Linked DNA regions of Mus musculus: region 1 is linked to region 2. A link is a loop called in an ENCODE intact Hi-C map of the cell type or tissue named here. Cell type or tissue: heart. All regions are shown on one strand.

What was found. A loop is a pair of places that touch in the nucleus more often than their neighbours do. Peaks named below come from ENCODE experiments on the same cell type or tissue, not always from the same donor. Only the 100,000 strongest peaks of a DNase experiment are listed, where the experiment ranks them.
Region 1: a loop joins it to region 2, with 3 times the contacts of the local background. A loop is called at or near these places in 4 of 42 quality-filtered maps.

What each region holds. Positions count from the first base shown.
Region 1 is chr13:103,124,274-103,132,273 of GRCm38, reverse strand. The region is part of intron 3 of Mast4 (microtubule associated serine/threonine kinase family member 4); the gene reads left to right. Among named protein-coding and RNA genes, the nearest start is that of Gm30050, 31 kb to the right of the region's middle. In heart, a CTCF peak has its summit at 3,524; no DNase peak of the experiment used is centred here; H3K27ac peaks cover 1,324 bases.
Region 2 is chr13:103,640,608-103,648,607 of GRCm38, reverse strand. All of the region lies in intron 1 of Gm30551 (predicted gene, 30551), which reads left to right. Gm24870 (a small nuclear RNA gene) reads right to left here and starts at 6,682; the gene lies at 6,576-6,682. In heart, CTCF peaks have their summits at 2,410 (motif pointing right), 3,770 and 3,970 (motif pointing right); no DNase peak of the experiment used is centred here.

The DNA.
Region 1 (8,000 bases), 520 kb after region 2:
AAAATCCTCCCTGCGATCCAACTACTGCCTCTGTGAAGATTCTCTAGCGTTTTCCCCTTCTGCTGAGTGTGCTGCGATGCCCGAGGATAACCTGCACCCTTCATGGGAAGAGCTTCTTGATTCAGCTTCTGACAGAAGGAAGAGCACCGTGTGTTGAGGATAGATTATTTTCAAGACCTGCATTCAACTTAAAGCTTCCCAGTCTTGTCTTCTGTCCTATTCACTCTGAAAAGACTCACAAGGACTTCCTACCAGGCACTTGTGCTGTCCTTCCACAGAAGGACAGGGGACACCTGCTGGAGCAGCTCAATGTGTGGGTGTGCTTGGAGAGGCCAGCCAACTGTGGACTTCTTGGTATCAAGGGCATTTGAGAAAGTCTGCATGGGGCGGTGCCCATTCATTGTATAGTAACTAAAGACAAGAAATGCTTGTCCTCTTTAATTACTTGCCATTGTGGAGGGAAGCAAAACAAACAAACAAACAAACAAACAACCCCCCCCCCACACACACACATTATGAGCAGCAACACTGTTAATGTATGTGGGTGGCAGGAGCTGAACTTGTGTCCCCTGGGGGAACATAAAGTATTCTTATCTGCTGAGCCATCTCTCCAGCCCTGACTTTTGTTTTTTGATTTTTGTTTTGTTTTTTTTTGTTTTGTTTTGTTTTTGTTTTTGTTTTTGTTGTTGTTGTTTGGTTGCTTGGTTGGTTTGGTTTGGTTTTGATCTTGTTTTTTTTTTTTGTTTTGTTTGGTTGCTTTGGTTTTTTTTTTTTTGTTTTTTGTTTTGTTTTGTTTTTTGAGACAGGCTTTCTCAATGTAGCCCTGACTGGCTGGCCTTGAACTCAGAGAACCACCTGCCTCTGCCTCCTGAGTGTTGGGATTAAGGGTGTGCACCACCATGGCCAGCACCTTTGTTATCTCTCTACAAACACTTTCATGGCTAGTGTAATGAGAAAAGTCAATAACTATATTTATCCCTCGTTTGTTGACAGCTGTAGTGTCAACTTGGTGCTAGATTCTGAGTGGGTATATTCCCCATTATTGTCATATCTTACTTAATTGGCTGTTAATGGACACCCTGCTATACAACTACTATTAAAGTCTTTATAGAAATAATGTAGCATTGTTCTTCTTTCTGAAGAACTATAAGGCTCATTGAAAGACTAAATCTGGGAAATTAGAGATGTGCCTACATCAGTTACGCTGTAAAGTAGAAGAATGACTCAGGCTGCAGGTTTCAGGAAAAGCTTAGTAACCCCAAAGCCTGCATAGGTTTTAGGCAGGCAAGTCTCAAGACATAGTTGTCCTATGGATGCCACGGGACAGGGAGAGGTAGAAAAGGTAGAGAGGCTGGCAATGGTGTTTCTTCTTATATGATGCTTATATCCAAGGGAGGGCCACATGGAAACTCCAGGGCTCCTGGGTCATGGCAATGGAGTGAGTGGAAAGCTATTGGCCTTCAGCATGCCTCATAGGATGAAGGATGTCCCCTTGAGAGGTTTCAAACATCTAGTTGAAATGAGTTGTATTTTTATTATTGTTTAGGAAACCTCCAAGGTGGAAAGAGTGCTTTGCCTATGGTTAAAATTCTCTTCAGGAATTTTCATCTAAAGGCAATTAATTCTGTTTTGGTTGTAACAGTCTCCAAGACTCTCTGAGGTCTCTTCTTTGTAAGCAGATACTATGTTAATTTGCCTCCATGTAGAGAACAGCAGTTCAGTAGAGTCTACCTTAGTTGTTTGTATTCTTTATTGGTCAGGGCTCCTCCTCCTCCTCTTCTTCCTCCTCCTTCTCCTCCTTCTCCCACCTCCTCTTCCCCTTCCCCTCTCCCTCTTCCTCTCCCTCTCCTCCTCTTCCTCTCCTCTTCCTTTTTCTCCCTTCTCCTCCTCCTCCTCTTCTAATTCAGCAGTCATAAGTTAAGCTACTGGCTAAGCATGGCTCCGGAGGATGTGTTTTTAAATGAGCATAAAGCCCTGGCTCAAGTTTTGGTAACTCTGACCTCACACTTGGGGAGTGGTCTTTGTCCCAAGACCTATTGCGTCTCCTGTTTGCTTCCTCATAGCCTCATCTTCTGTTCCTGCTGTTCTTCCTCTGTCACTTTGGATCTGTCCCCTTCCTTCCCTGACCTTCCACTAAAGCCTGAGTTGCTCTGTCGTTGGCATATCCTAAACAGACGGAGAGCTGAAGGTGCTTATACTGTTTTTTGCTGTACAATTTTATATTCAATAAATAATAGCTGGACTCTAAAGTGCCATGGGTCAATATAGATACACACACACACACACACACACACACACATACACACACACACACACACACAGATGTATAAATATCCCTCAAGTCATCCTTTTTTGCAAGAACAAGAACTCTTATCCTGGCCATTCCATGCTTTAATTGGCATGTGAGGACTTCTGTGGTTTGACTGTAAAATGTGCCGCACAGTCTCTTGTGTTTGAACACATGGCCTTCAGCTGGTGATCCTGTTTTGGGGATTAAGGAACCTAGGAGGTGGAGCTTAGCTGGTAGGAGTGTGTTACAGGGCAGGTACTGAGGATTACAACCTGGGTCCTTTTCCACCTGAGTTCTCTCAGCTTCCTGATCTGCCAGGATGTCAGGGATAAGCCGTGGTGCAGGCTCCCTCAGGCAGGGGCGAAGCCACTTGCTGCTGTGCTGGCCCTTTCATGAACTGTATCCCTTGGCCTATGATCAGACAAATAAAAACAAAACAATAAAACCCCCCACCTCTCCTCTCTTCAGTGGCTTTTGTCAGGGCATGAGAACAGTAACAAACACAAAAGAGCTAGCTGTTAAAAACAAATCCTGCAACAGGAGAATATCTTGGCTGGACCAGACAGACAGTGTTTGGCAGTGGCCTTATCTTAATTGTAATGTTTTCAAAGCGCCAGATTTAGAATTTAATTATTAAATGCTGAGCATAGCGGTACGTGTCGTTATGTTGAGCCTAGCTCCTGGGGAGAAGGAAGAGGAGGCAGGTTGTTTCCAGGAGTTAACTATCCAGCTAGCCTAGCTGAGAGGGAAAGTTCCAGGTTCAGAGGTAGGTCCTGTCTCAGAAATATACAATGCAGATCTATGGAAAAATAACACCAACACACACATACATATACACATACACACACACACACACACACACACACACACACAGAGAGAGAGAGAGAGAGAGAGAGAGAGAGAGAGAGAGAGAGAATGGGATGAATGTTTGAGTTCCAGGACCTGGCTCCCTGGATTGGAATCTCAGTGTACAGCCGTACAGCCTGCCAGATGTATGACCTTGACCAAAGAGTTAACGCCTCCGTGCCTCTCAACAAGAGGAATGTTAATAGCCCCTATTCTGTGTGTATCAAGTGAAGACATACATGGAAAAACCATCCACCTGGAACACAAAAGCACAGTCCGAGGGCTGGACAGATAGCTCTGTGGTTAATGGCATTGACTGCTCTTTCAGAGGACCTAAGTGCAGTTCCCAGTACCTATAGGATGGTTCCACCTGTCGGTAGCTCTCGTCTCAGCAGAGCCAATCCCGTCTTCTGACTTCTATGTGTACTGCCCACACATGATGCACAGACCTACATGTAGGCAAAACCTCCCATACCCATAAAATAAAAAATAAAGGAAAAAAATTTAAAGAGCACAATCACTGTTGATAATCACTATCATCTTGAATAAAGAGGAACTATTATTAATGTATTAAATCCCTGGGGAATTTTTTTATTACATTCATACTTAAAGTTTATAGTTAAATACATTTATAATGCAGGTCCTGGAAAGATCTACCCCTCTAACATCTGTTTCAGAGAACTGTGTGTCTTGTTTCTGCAGAATCATTTGCAAGGCTTAAAACTTGCTCGAGACCCGGAGTCCTAGAGAAGGGATAATGTGACATTTTCAACATTAATCTCAAGGGATGGTACCATTAAAAAATTAAAAGGGAACTAGGAAGGAGAGGTTTAAAAAAAAAGTCGAAAAGGAACTAAATTCATTCTTTTCATTATTCTTAATGGATGACAGAAATGTGTACCCAAGACGCCTATGCCCCCTCTTAAGTAGAGGATTATGACTTTTGTCGTGCTGTCTTTTGAACTGACATCCTGCATAGCATTTGCATGGTGCCTGTGCATTGGATCTTTGAAACAGTAACACCTCTTTTATAAAAAATATTACTAATATTTCCATCTTTTTTTTCCCTTGCCAGTCTTTGCTGTTACTTGCCCACATACAGCATAGTTAGAGGATCCTTCATGGGCTGCTAATATTTCTGCTGGACCATCCCATCAAATGAAACATTTTTGAGTCTGAATTCTTAAGATATGAGTGTATTTTTAAATGGTCTTCATGGGCCTGTAAGGTGGCTCAGCACAGAAAGTCACTTGCTGCCAAGTCTAATCCCGTGCATTTGGTTCCTAAAACAAACATAAAAACTGCTGGCCACAAGTTGTCCTAACACCTCCACATATGTGTTATGGCATACATGCATGTAGACATGTTTGTACACAGTCAATAAATGAAAGATACAAACCAATGATTTTTTTTCACGCGCTTACAGATAGTACTCAAAATGTTTTGACATATCTGAGCCTTTCCACTTGCAACCTGTCAGAGAAGATTTTGGCCGGACGCTTTTAGAGTGGATGTGGAGGCAGAATTGTGCCATGTGGCAACCATTTTGTTAGCAGGTCCTGGAGAGGGCTGGGTGGTCTTGGGATGGCTAAAGAGGGAACTGAGGTATATATGTGGCTTGCAGGTATTTATATACCTGGAAGGAAATATATTCACCTTTATCTTTGGTACGTGTCAGCCAACTTTCAGCATGCATACCAACTTATAAAATGTGTATACTAAGTAACAATAGATGAGATTAAAAATTAGAAACTTGGGCCAGCAGGATGGTTTTGAGTTTAAGCCAAACCTGACAACCAAAGTTCGTAACTTCTTCAAGTCTAGCCTAACTGTTGAAAGGAGAATCATGTGAGACCTAACCCACCTATTTTTTAAGAGCTGTATTTAATTTCATATTTGAATGGAAAGAAAAACATTTTTGTTACATGTGTCATTAACTGCCACTAAACTGCCACGAGTGTCAACCGTTATTGTGAGAGCTGCTTCCAAGCTAATTATGTTAATTAGTAAGGAACACCCACCCCCACAATCTCCAGTATTCAAGCATCCTGCCGTCACTTTTTCCTTTTTTCTTCTCCAGATGTGAGACAACCATTCGTTGCTTGAAAAGCTGCAGGGTTGTAGCTAAGATAACAAATAGTTCCCAGCAAATAAAACTGGTTCTTTGGGAACATACTCCAATTGGTTTGCTTCGCAAAAGGAAGTAAGAAAATATTGGCGTGTTCTGCATGGAAGTCAGGACCATTGCTTATGAAAAGCCTCAGTTTTGGCCTTCCCATTTAAATAAGCCTTCTTACTGCAATTAATATTATTATCTGGTTTATGGCCCTCTAAACTACGTCCCCTTTCTGCATTTCTTGCTATTCTAACTTTGCTTTCTTACATGTGTTATACAATTTGCAATTTAGATTTTAATTTGATTTCCATTCTTTAAAACACCATTTTTCTTGCATTTCATTTTTATTTAAAGTGTGTTTCTCTCAGCATCCGTGGACGCAAGGCATAAACAAACTGCTAGAAAAAAAAATCAAGCTATTAAATGAGCTTAGAACATAAAACATGTTAATAGGAATTTCGCATAACTAAACTAAGTATTTGAGAGCCCAGCCACAGACTCACAGCTCTTTGGGAAGAAACTTTATGGGACAAGGTAAACCTGATTTACCTTCTGCCCTGGTGATTTTAAAATACAGCACTTTGTGTGGCTGACTTTAAATCCTCGCCTCTTCCTGTATGCATGAAGTGTTAAATATGGCTCTGAAGATTTAGAGCTAACAGCTGTACAGATGCAGGGTTTGGGTCTCTGTGGTGTTTTGGAGTTCTGAGTATCCCCGTCCCCCATGAGAGATGCCAGATTCACAAGGTGTGAATGTCCACCTTGCAATTTGAGTGTGTGTCTGGGGGGAGGGGCTGTTTTCTTTTATCTCCAGCTGTGACCCACATAAATCAGCAGAGCACATTACCTGTCAAGGCTTTACTCTGTGACTCCCAGTTTCCCTTCCTCAATTACCTGGACTCCTGGTCTGGCTTGAGTGTGCTTTTCTTACCTTTATCCTGTACAGGTCAGAGGATGATCTTTGAGAGCCCTCCTTTCTGTCTAGGATGAGTCGATGTATTAAGTATGTAGCAAGCTAAAGTAAAAGAATCAATAGAAAGCGGTAATAGATAGTTAAGCATCATTAAGTCGGGCACTTACAGCATCCAATGGAGAGCAACTTGGGAAGCTGAGGCAGCCCGCTGTTGCTCCCAGTTGAGCTTTCTTGCCATGGCTGGGTTTTCCTACCACAGTAACCCCTGTTGGAACTGGTTCACCCTCGAGCAGTTCTCAAAGTCACAGTGTTCTCACTGTTGAATGTTCTCCTGTTCTCTTTCTTCCCTGTCACAGGGTTTGGGGGACAGCCCATCCTCAGAGAAGAAGCCTTAGAGGACACATTGGCATAAACATACTTGGGTCTGTAGTAAGTAGGACAGTTCCACTTCCAGAGCCAGATCTTTAGTGACCTGAAACCACACATGGCAGATTTATCACCACAAGGTTCCTTACGCCATCCTGTTCAACTCTTGACCGTTGCCTATAGCATCCGCCCTAGCTGACTCTCTTGCATTTACCACATTCTGCCTAGTTTGCTGCTAAAATTCTTTTTAGGAGCTGTCATCTTCCTTAATGTACAGGCTCTTTGCCTTGCTTTATCTGCTAGCTATCCTTCAAAACAAAGCAATAGTAGGAGAAGACTGAGGTTGGAAAGATGCTGGCAGTGACATTCCTTGGCTGTGTAAAGTTGGAGAATTCCCGCTTACCGTCATGGACATCTTGTTTGGATACAGCTCATCTTGACATCATCATAATCCATGACAGAATAAATTGTGTCAAAACGTGCTGCCAAGTACTGCCGTTCATCGTGTAGTTCTCAGCACACAAGGCTTTCCCAGTAGTCTGTGTAGTCTGTGCCGAGGCTGGTCCCTCTGTCTGTCCCTGTGTCACACTGTTTTTTAATTACCAGGATCCTGTGACAAGTTAATGACTGTTTAAGAAAGTTCCCCTAGGTCACAGTGGCTCCTTGGAGTGTGGGTGCTTGTGGCACTTTTATTTTCTGTATAAATTTACTCGTGAAATTCTGCACACTGATTGAGATTTTGATTAAAATTACATTAAATCCGTAGATCAGTTTGGGGAAATTGACATTTTTATGATGTTGAGTTTTACTATTATAGAACATGGTATATTGCCCTATTAACTAAAGACTTCTTTAGTGGTTTTCAATACTTTTTTTTTCCCCCTAGAATCTGTACACTCTTTGTTAGGTTTGCTCTTGGGGGTCTTTAAATAATATCCCTTACAAATAAATATTTTTACCTGTTTGCTAAAACATGAGGGTAATGTAACCAGCTTCTAGATGCTGGTTTTGAAATTAATTAAGCTTCCTAATTTTTAGTCTTACCTGTAGATTTGGTTTGGAGTTGTAGACAATGATAATCCACAAAAAGTAACCCCTTTTACTCTTAGACCTTTTGCAGTCTTTATAGCTTCTTCTCCTTTTTCTAAGTGTGGCCTGCTTTATTCCATTGAACAGGAGCAGTGGCATAGCATGTCCTTGTCTTTAACATAAACAAACTCCCTCCATCGTTTCTGCCCACAGACCAACTATGTGGTCAGTGGGAGAGCTCTTTACCATGTAGAGAACCCTGTTTCCCTGTTTACTCAGATTAAAAACAACAACAACAACAACACAAATTCTAGACTGAGGGTGTGGCTCCGTTGTAGCACACCTGTTTAGTATGCTCAGGACCTTGGGTTTAATGCCCAGTACAAAAATACTTTGAAGTTGTCAAATTCTTCTTATTTTGAAGAATGCTAAAATTTCAC
Region 2 (8,000 bases):
GTGTAGCTGAGTGCAGAGGCTCCTGCCCCATCACTGCAGGGCGCTTTGAGCTCTGTTGGTATTTCCTTTCTTCTTAGGCTGGAAGTTGGCCATGGCCTGCATCTGACAGAGTCCAGAAGAGGAAGTGGGGGTTCCTCCTGGGCCTTTGAGAAGCCCGTGGAGAATCTTTCTTTTTTTTTTTTTTTCCCATGACTTATGGGACTCAAATCAGTTATGCCCTGCTGGAGCCAATCACTAAGATAGAAATGTGCCATTCTGGAACTGGAAACCGAGTCCACTTTCCCATATGGTCTTCATGGAGAAGGGTTTTTCCCAGAGGGAAATGAGGATGCCAGTCAGCAGGGAAGAAGGAGGAGGAAGGACCACCGGCATGATGGAAATTGCGGAATGCACAGTAGGACTCACGAGTCTGAGTTCTGACTCAGAAGGCCCTCTGCTGTGTGCAGGCAATTGGCTGTTTTTCATTTTGACTCATTCAACAAATGCTTATTTTATTCCTGTGTGTGTAAGCCAGAGGTCCAGCTTGGGTGCTCTGAAAGTGCTGTCCACTTGGTTAGGACAGGGACTCTTTGTCCTTAAACTTGCCAAGTAGGTCAAGTTGCTGGGCCAGGGAACTGTAGGGATCTGCCTGTCTCAGGCAGTGCTAGGGTTACAAGTGTGTGCCATCAAATATGACTTCTCACATAGGTTTTGGGGATCAAACGCAACTTCTCATGACTCTATGTCTAGCGTTTTGCCAACTAAGTTTTCTCTCCAGTCTTTTAACAAATGTTTACTGAACCATTAAATCAATGCCAAATTTATGCCAAATGCTAGAGGTAAAAAAGAGTATTAAAGATACCGACATATCCTTTAAGGATTTTGCACTCTAGTGGAGAAGAATAGGAAAACAGAAGTATGAGACATACAGAAAGTTGAGGCGCAGAAAAAAGGAGAAAGTTTCATAAACATAGAGGAAGGTGCAACCAAATCTGTACAAAGCAGTGGCTCTCACCCTTCCTAATGCTGCAACCCTTTAACACAGTCCCTCATGTTGTGGTGATCCACAACCACAAAATTATTTCACTGCTACTCCCTAACCATTCATCTTTCTATTGTTATGAATTGTAATATAAATATCTGATATGCAGGATATCTGATATATGACCCCTGTGTAAGGGTCATTTGACTCCCCTAAAAGGATTGAGACCCAAAAGCTGAGAACCACCGGTATAGCAGGGAGTGAGTGGACATCTGGGGACATAAGGAAGAGCATCATACTCAGAGGGAGCAGCATGCACAAGGATACAGAGGGCAGAGGAGGATGGCAGGTTCCAAGATTCTATCTGCATAGGTAAGGCACATGAAGGACACGTGAAGGTTGTTTAGAGATGATTCCTAGAATCCAAGTTAGGGAAAGGCTTGGAATTCTCGGGCAGAAGAATTCAGTCAAGAGGATGGCAAAGGCAGGATTGAAAAGGCTACTGTGGCATCGTATTAGAGAGGGTGAGCCTGAAGGCTGGGTGGCTGTTCTAAAGCCAATGGAGGGGAAGGAACTGAGGGCATGAATAGAGACAGGATGGGAGGTTCAGCAGAGGGGGACTTGGAGGGAAGAATCGTTGGGCCTGGTAATTCTCTGGGCTAGGGGAGGTTGGAGGGAAGCAAGGGGAAAGGACATATGTGCAGCCATGCCATTCTGAACATTCCAGATCCTGGGAGCTAAGCAGGGTCAGGACTCGTTAGAACTTGGACGGAGAGAGGCGTGCGAGAAAAGTTGCTTGAGTGAGCAGGTGATGGTGTGTCAGTAACTGAGCTGGAGTCTGGGAGGAGGGTAGTGTAGATCTGAGAGAGGAGGGCAAGTTCAGTTCTGTACACGAAGGTGAAATTCTTGTGGGCCATCTGATGCCATGATGGGCAGTGTCGAGGACTGGAGATCAGATCTGGAGGCTAGAAAAGGTCTCTGGTGATGAGCAGGGCAGATGGGATGCTTGTAGTAGACGGCTAGGAAAGGCCATTTGGGAGAGGAAGCTTTCACACATACATGCATGCATACATACATACATGAGAGCGTGCATCAACTCATGCACACTTCATACACCTGTCCAGTTCTCCAGGGTGCCTTTCCTAATAGCTATAGCACTATACATCTGAACATGGGAGGAATACGCCCACTGACCAATTAAGGGGATAACATCTCTTTCTGGAGAGTTTAGAGGGCAGGGAGCTGCCTGTCTGATGGGGTTATTGGACTTGAGGTTAAGTGTGCTTATGACAACAGTGACAGGATTCTTCAGCCTCCAGCTCCCTTCTATCCCTTCCCCCAATCCATCAGGCTTTGGAACATTCCAGGTAGACATGGCTGGATGGTATCTATGGTTTAGCCGCTGAGCTTGTCCTTGGTGCAGATATTGCTACTGAACACTAGGAGGCGCTTCCGGGCACTCAGCTCAGCCTGGATGAGCTAGATTGTACCAAAAGGTGATCTACAAGCATATTTCCTTGCGTTAATGTGACACAGGATTTGAAGTCTTAAACAAGCTCCAACTGTAGTCCTAACTTGAGCTCAAAAGCCACTTCATATGACAAATGCAATGACCAAGACAAGGAAACACTCTACAGAGAAGATTTTGTTTTATTTTTATGTATTCATAATCTTGGTCTTGAACTATTTGTTGAACAAATAGGAGAGCATACACTTTTTCAAAACCGCAGGAGGCCTTTTCAGTAAGGAATGTGTGATGTGTCGGTCTTGACTGCTGATTTGGTGGGTCTTAGAACCAATGAAGGAGACATGGTGTGTCTATGAGGATGATTCAGAGGATTGAGAGGGGAAGACCCAGTCTTAGAGGGAGTGGGTGGGACCATCCCATGCCCTCCAAGAACAAAAGTGTCAGGAGTCTGCCTATCATTGCTGCTGCCATCCTCCAATGACAACACACTCCAGCTGTTTTGTTCTTTCCATGTGGACTGAATACTCACAGCTCTTGAGGGATTTGGTGGCTGTTTGGAACCCATTTTGAGTGGAGGCATCCAGCTTTACGGACCTAACCTCTCTGGGCACCTCTGCCTCGCCAGCATGTAGGCTGCCATTGTTGGATGGCTTGGAGAAAGATAAAGGGATTTCTCTTCAGGTTGTTTGTAAGCCAAGCTAATAATTCTCCTTTGATAATGTATTTATGTTCTGTTGGTTCTATTCCTTTTGAGAACCGTGCCTAACAAAGGACAAGAACGGGAAGCCATATGGTCGCTCTTTCCCTGGGCTTCAGGCAGCCTCCAGGGAGGTTTCTTCTCTCTCCACTCGATCCTGACACTGCTGGCTTATTCAGAGAGTTCTACTCATTTCTTGATTGGAGAGGGTGTCTCAGAAATGCAGACTCTTATCTGCTGGAACAGCTTGAGCTTTCTGAGACACCCTGGAAAAGTGTTAGCTTGCTACCGTCAACCCACATTGCTGGTGGTCTGTGTAACAGTAAAACTTAGGTTGTACTGGTCAGCTTGGGATGCCACAGTTTTTAAGGAAACCTTGCAAGTTCTCGGGTAAAAGGAAGAATGGCAGCCAGTTTGAGATGAAATGTATTTTAAAAGTGTTATTTCAAAGGGGGACATGTTCTCCACGTGACGTCATCCTTTAGTGCTTCTCTCTCCGTTCAGGCAACATGTCTTAGATCGTTGGCCCATATGTCACTCATTCTCGCAGCTACATTCATGGACTCAAGAACACAACTGGTGATATGCCCCGATTTAAATAAAAATAAACATATAGCAAGCCCAAAGATGCTTGGTCCCTTTCTTGTTTCCACTACCATACATGACCACTGAATGGGTTTTCTCAAAGTTCTAGTTCCTGGAGCATGAGCAAGTGCGGCAGAGAATTACAAAAGGCTGCTCTCTGTCCTGTAGATATAGACAAACTTTGATTCATCCACTCAAAAAAAAAAAAAAAAAAAAAAAAAAAAAAAAACTTCAGCAGCCTTTCATATGTGATGCCACTAGATGTCACTACACATCAAGTTTCTTGAACGAACCAGTGGGAGGCCTGCCCAGCCACTGTGCCTGCCTCTCCTTCTATTAATGTTTAAAAGCTGCATTTGTACTGGCTACACTTTCCACATTGAATCTTTTGTTTAATGTGACACTCATTCCTAGGAGCCCAGCTTCATTCTACTTAACTGTAAGGCAGCCATCCCTTGGCTGGGGTAACTCCTGTTGTTGCTCTTCTGTCTAACATACTCTCCCTCCCTCTTCCCCTTCCCCCCTTCCCTTCTCTCCCTTCATCCCCCCTCCCATTACTTCTTTCTCTCTTGGTGCTTTCTTCAGTTGGGGAGAGGTCAGAGGGCAATGTTTATACCTTCCTCTGTAGCTCTTACTTTTTGAGACAGGGGTCTCTCCATGACTGGAATCTGCTGCTTGGCTAGACAGGCTGAGCAGCATCCCTTCAAAAATCCCCTCCCAGCCCGCACTGTGATTGTAGGCACAGGGGCCATTCTTGGCTTTTTACGTGGATTTCTGAACTCAGACTCTTTTGCTTGCTCGGCAGGCACTTCACCGATGGACCATCTCGCTCTCCTCTGACTGCTTCCCACACCAGTGAAGTTCTTGCTCTCTGGCCTGTTTTGCCTGTCCAAGTACAACTGACAAACTGAAATCCAGGTAGCTAGGTTCTTCAGGATATGTGAGTTCTCCATAGAGGTCATTCTGGCTGAATGGGCCTCACATGGGACCCCATGTGAAGCATCAGGGGTGATCAGGAAGTCTGTCCTCTCTAATAACCTCTATGGAAAAGGCCTTTGCTAAAACAAAACCTCTTCCTTTGATCCCTTTAATCCCTTTATCTTTTCTGGGCTTTTTTGTCATATATTCTGTGACAGCTCTCAGGGGACCAAGGCCAGCAGAATTTGCTATGCCTTGGGAATATCTATCCCCATCAGTAAGTCAGACAGTAGGAAGGAGAACTTTCGTCCCCAGAGGGGCCCTTCAAGTGTGTGTTTGATGTTGACGGCTCTCTTTGTCATGAAGAATGGTGTTCAGGGGAGCCGGGATCATATGCTGTAAAGATAAAACTTGGGACTTAACATTTTGCAAAGCCCCTACATCTATCATGCCACCCCGATCTCACGGCAATCTATTAAGGAAGACAGGATGGATATTTTTATTTCCATTTTACAGAAGAGAAAACAGAAGGTCAGAGAGGTTAAATGGCTCACTCAAGGTCTCCTGGCTATAAAAACCTGCATCTTCAGCTTCCTGGGCCCTGAGCTCTCTGTCTTTCATGATCTCCAGCTGCTGCTGCCTGCAGAGGGAATTGTTAAGGGCTACAAGGAGTGGACCTTTTTTTTTTTTTTTTTTTTTTAGCAGGGCGGGCAAGAGATTTGGTGCGTTAGAATTCGAATTCAGGGCAAGAATGAAGTGTCCCTGCCTGGTTCTTTGGCTGCCAGCCACTGCCTTGGCCAAGGCATACTCAAGGCACATGTTGGCACCTGAAAAATTGCCTGGCTGGTACAGCCCAGCTCGCTGAGGCTGCGTTGTTGATGATGTGAAAAGGGGAGGTGTATAGAGGAAGCGTGTGGAAATGCCTCACCAACCGCAGAGGATTTAGAGAAGGCAAGTTTCATGCTACTGTGCTTATTTCCTTAGCGAAAGGAGAGAGAGAGAGAGAGAGAGAGAGAGAGAGAGAGACACAGAGAGAGAGAGAGACAGAGAGAGAGAGAGAGACACAGAGAGAGAGAGAGAGACAGAGAGAGAGAGAGAGAGAGAGACACACACACACACAGAGAGAGAGAGAGAGAGAGAGAGAGAGAGAGAGAAAGAGCGCTGAATATTGTTAAGTCCAACTAGAATGTAAAAGGAAGTAGATGAGGTAATGACAACAGTGACCCAGGCTCTATGCATCCTCTTCAAGCGTTCCTGGTCCTGGGGCTATCAGGCACAGGTCAGGGAGAGGCATGGAGATATTGCCTCTGTCACAGCTGCAGCCCATGCCTGGGTGCACTGCATCTATAAGGCACTTTGCTAACCCAATGAAAACCACTAGCTAATCACTAAAATAATCTGTTAATCTGTTGAGTAGGACTCCTTTACTGATGACTGGAGGCTTTGAAAAATACTGCTTAATCAATGATGACGACAGAGCTAATTTTCTGCTTTAGCCACTATTTGACAGAGAATGGAATGGCGCACATCCCTGCGACGATCTCTCCGCTCTGGCTTCTGCAGGAAGGCCTACCTGCAGAGTCTGTGTTTGTGGATCCCAGAGGAGTTTGCTTTCCTGGTGCTTTGTTTGATTCTTGGTCTTTCTTTCTTTCTTTCTTTCTTTCTTTCTTTCTTTCTTTCTTTCTTTCTTTCTTTCTTTTTTATTAGGTATTTTCCTCGTTTACATTTTCAATGCTATCCCAAAGGTCCCCCATACCCACCCCCCTAATCCCCTACCCACCCACTCCCCCTTTTTGGCCCTGGCGTTCCCCTGTACTGGGGCATATAAAGTTTGCAAGTCCAATGGGCCTCTCTTTGCAGTGATGGCCGACTAGGCCATCTTCTGATACATATGCAGCTAAAGACAAGAGCTCCCGGGTGCTGGCTAGTTCATATTGTTGTTCCACAAAAATATGGAATGCTTCATGAATTTGCGTGTCATCCTTGCGCAGGGGCCATGCTAATCTTCTCTGTATCGTTCCAATTTTAGTATATGTGCTGCCGAAGCGAGCACGATTCTTGGTTTTTTTTTTGTGTCAGATGCCTAACTGTTTCTGAGGTCGGGCCCGAATGCCATTTGAGAGCGGACAGTTGATTCTCAGGACTAACCCCTCAGATTTCATCAGAGCTGGTGGGTTTTGACCTTGACTGCAAATAGGAATTGCTTGGTGAGCATTTAAAAATTGCTGATACCAGGGCTCCCCCTCTGGATGTTTGAGTTTAATTGGTTTGGGGTAGCACCCAGACATTGGTATTTTTTAAGTGCCTCAGTTGACAGACTATGTGACCAAGGTTGAGAGCCTTAGAGGAAGTTGCTTGTACAGTCAGTTCTTTCCATGCGTGGGTAATGTGGAATCCAGCTTCGCCTCATTTTCCATTTGTTTTCCCCCCAATGGTAGAAATTTAATCTATGCATTGAAATGAGAATCATCCACTAGTCAGTAATTATTTCATTTAAATGCTAAGTTGAAATATCCACTATAAATGTGGAAATAATTTGTACTACAGTATTTCTCAAAGTATATTCTTTTGTTTATTTATTTGAGACAGGGTCTGCTATATGCTAGGCTGGCCTTTGAGTTCTATACGTAGCTGAGGACAACTAAGCACCCCTTGAACTCCCAATCTTCCTGCCTCTAACTCTGGAGATTATAGCTATGCACCAGCCTCCAGTGCTGGGATTATAGCTTCCTGCCTCCAATGCTGGGATTATAGCTATGCACCAGCATGCTAGATTTTATATAGTACTGGGGATCAAACCCAGGGCCCTGCGCAGGCTAAGCAAACAGTCTTCCAACAGAGCTGAATCCCTAGAGGGATACTCTTTTTATAATTTATATAGGATGTTCTCCATGCTTGCCAACACGGAGGCCGCTGAGCCAGTGCAGATGGGCCAGTTTGCTTCATTCTTGTGGACTCTCATTATGGTAGCTGCTGTAGAGGGTGTAGGGGAGTTGAGCGCTAAGGCTGCTCTAGACTAGGATGCTAGTGTACCTATCTGAGTGGGGTTTGCTTTTTCTCTTTTATTTTTGAAACCACTAAATTTGTAGCCTGTGGCCTTCTGCCACATCTCCATCTGACCACGCACGTTTCTCTTTGTGGCATGTTGGCTACTGAGAGAGCCAGTCTCCTTTAGCCTTTTGGCATTGCTGACCAGCTGAAAGTTCTCTTCACTCGATTCCCCTGCAATAGGAAAACAGGAAGAGAAATAGAACAGCAGCTTGACACGCCAGGTCTGAAGGACCACACGGATCTTCTATTTCCAATTAGCAGTTTCCCTGCAGCCCAGTCCCGAGGTCGCCAGGCCACCGTGCATCCAGCTGTTTAGTGTT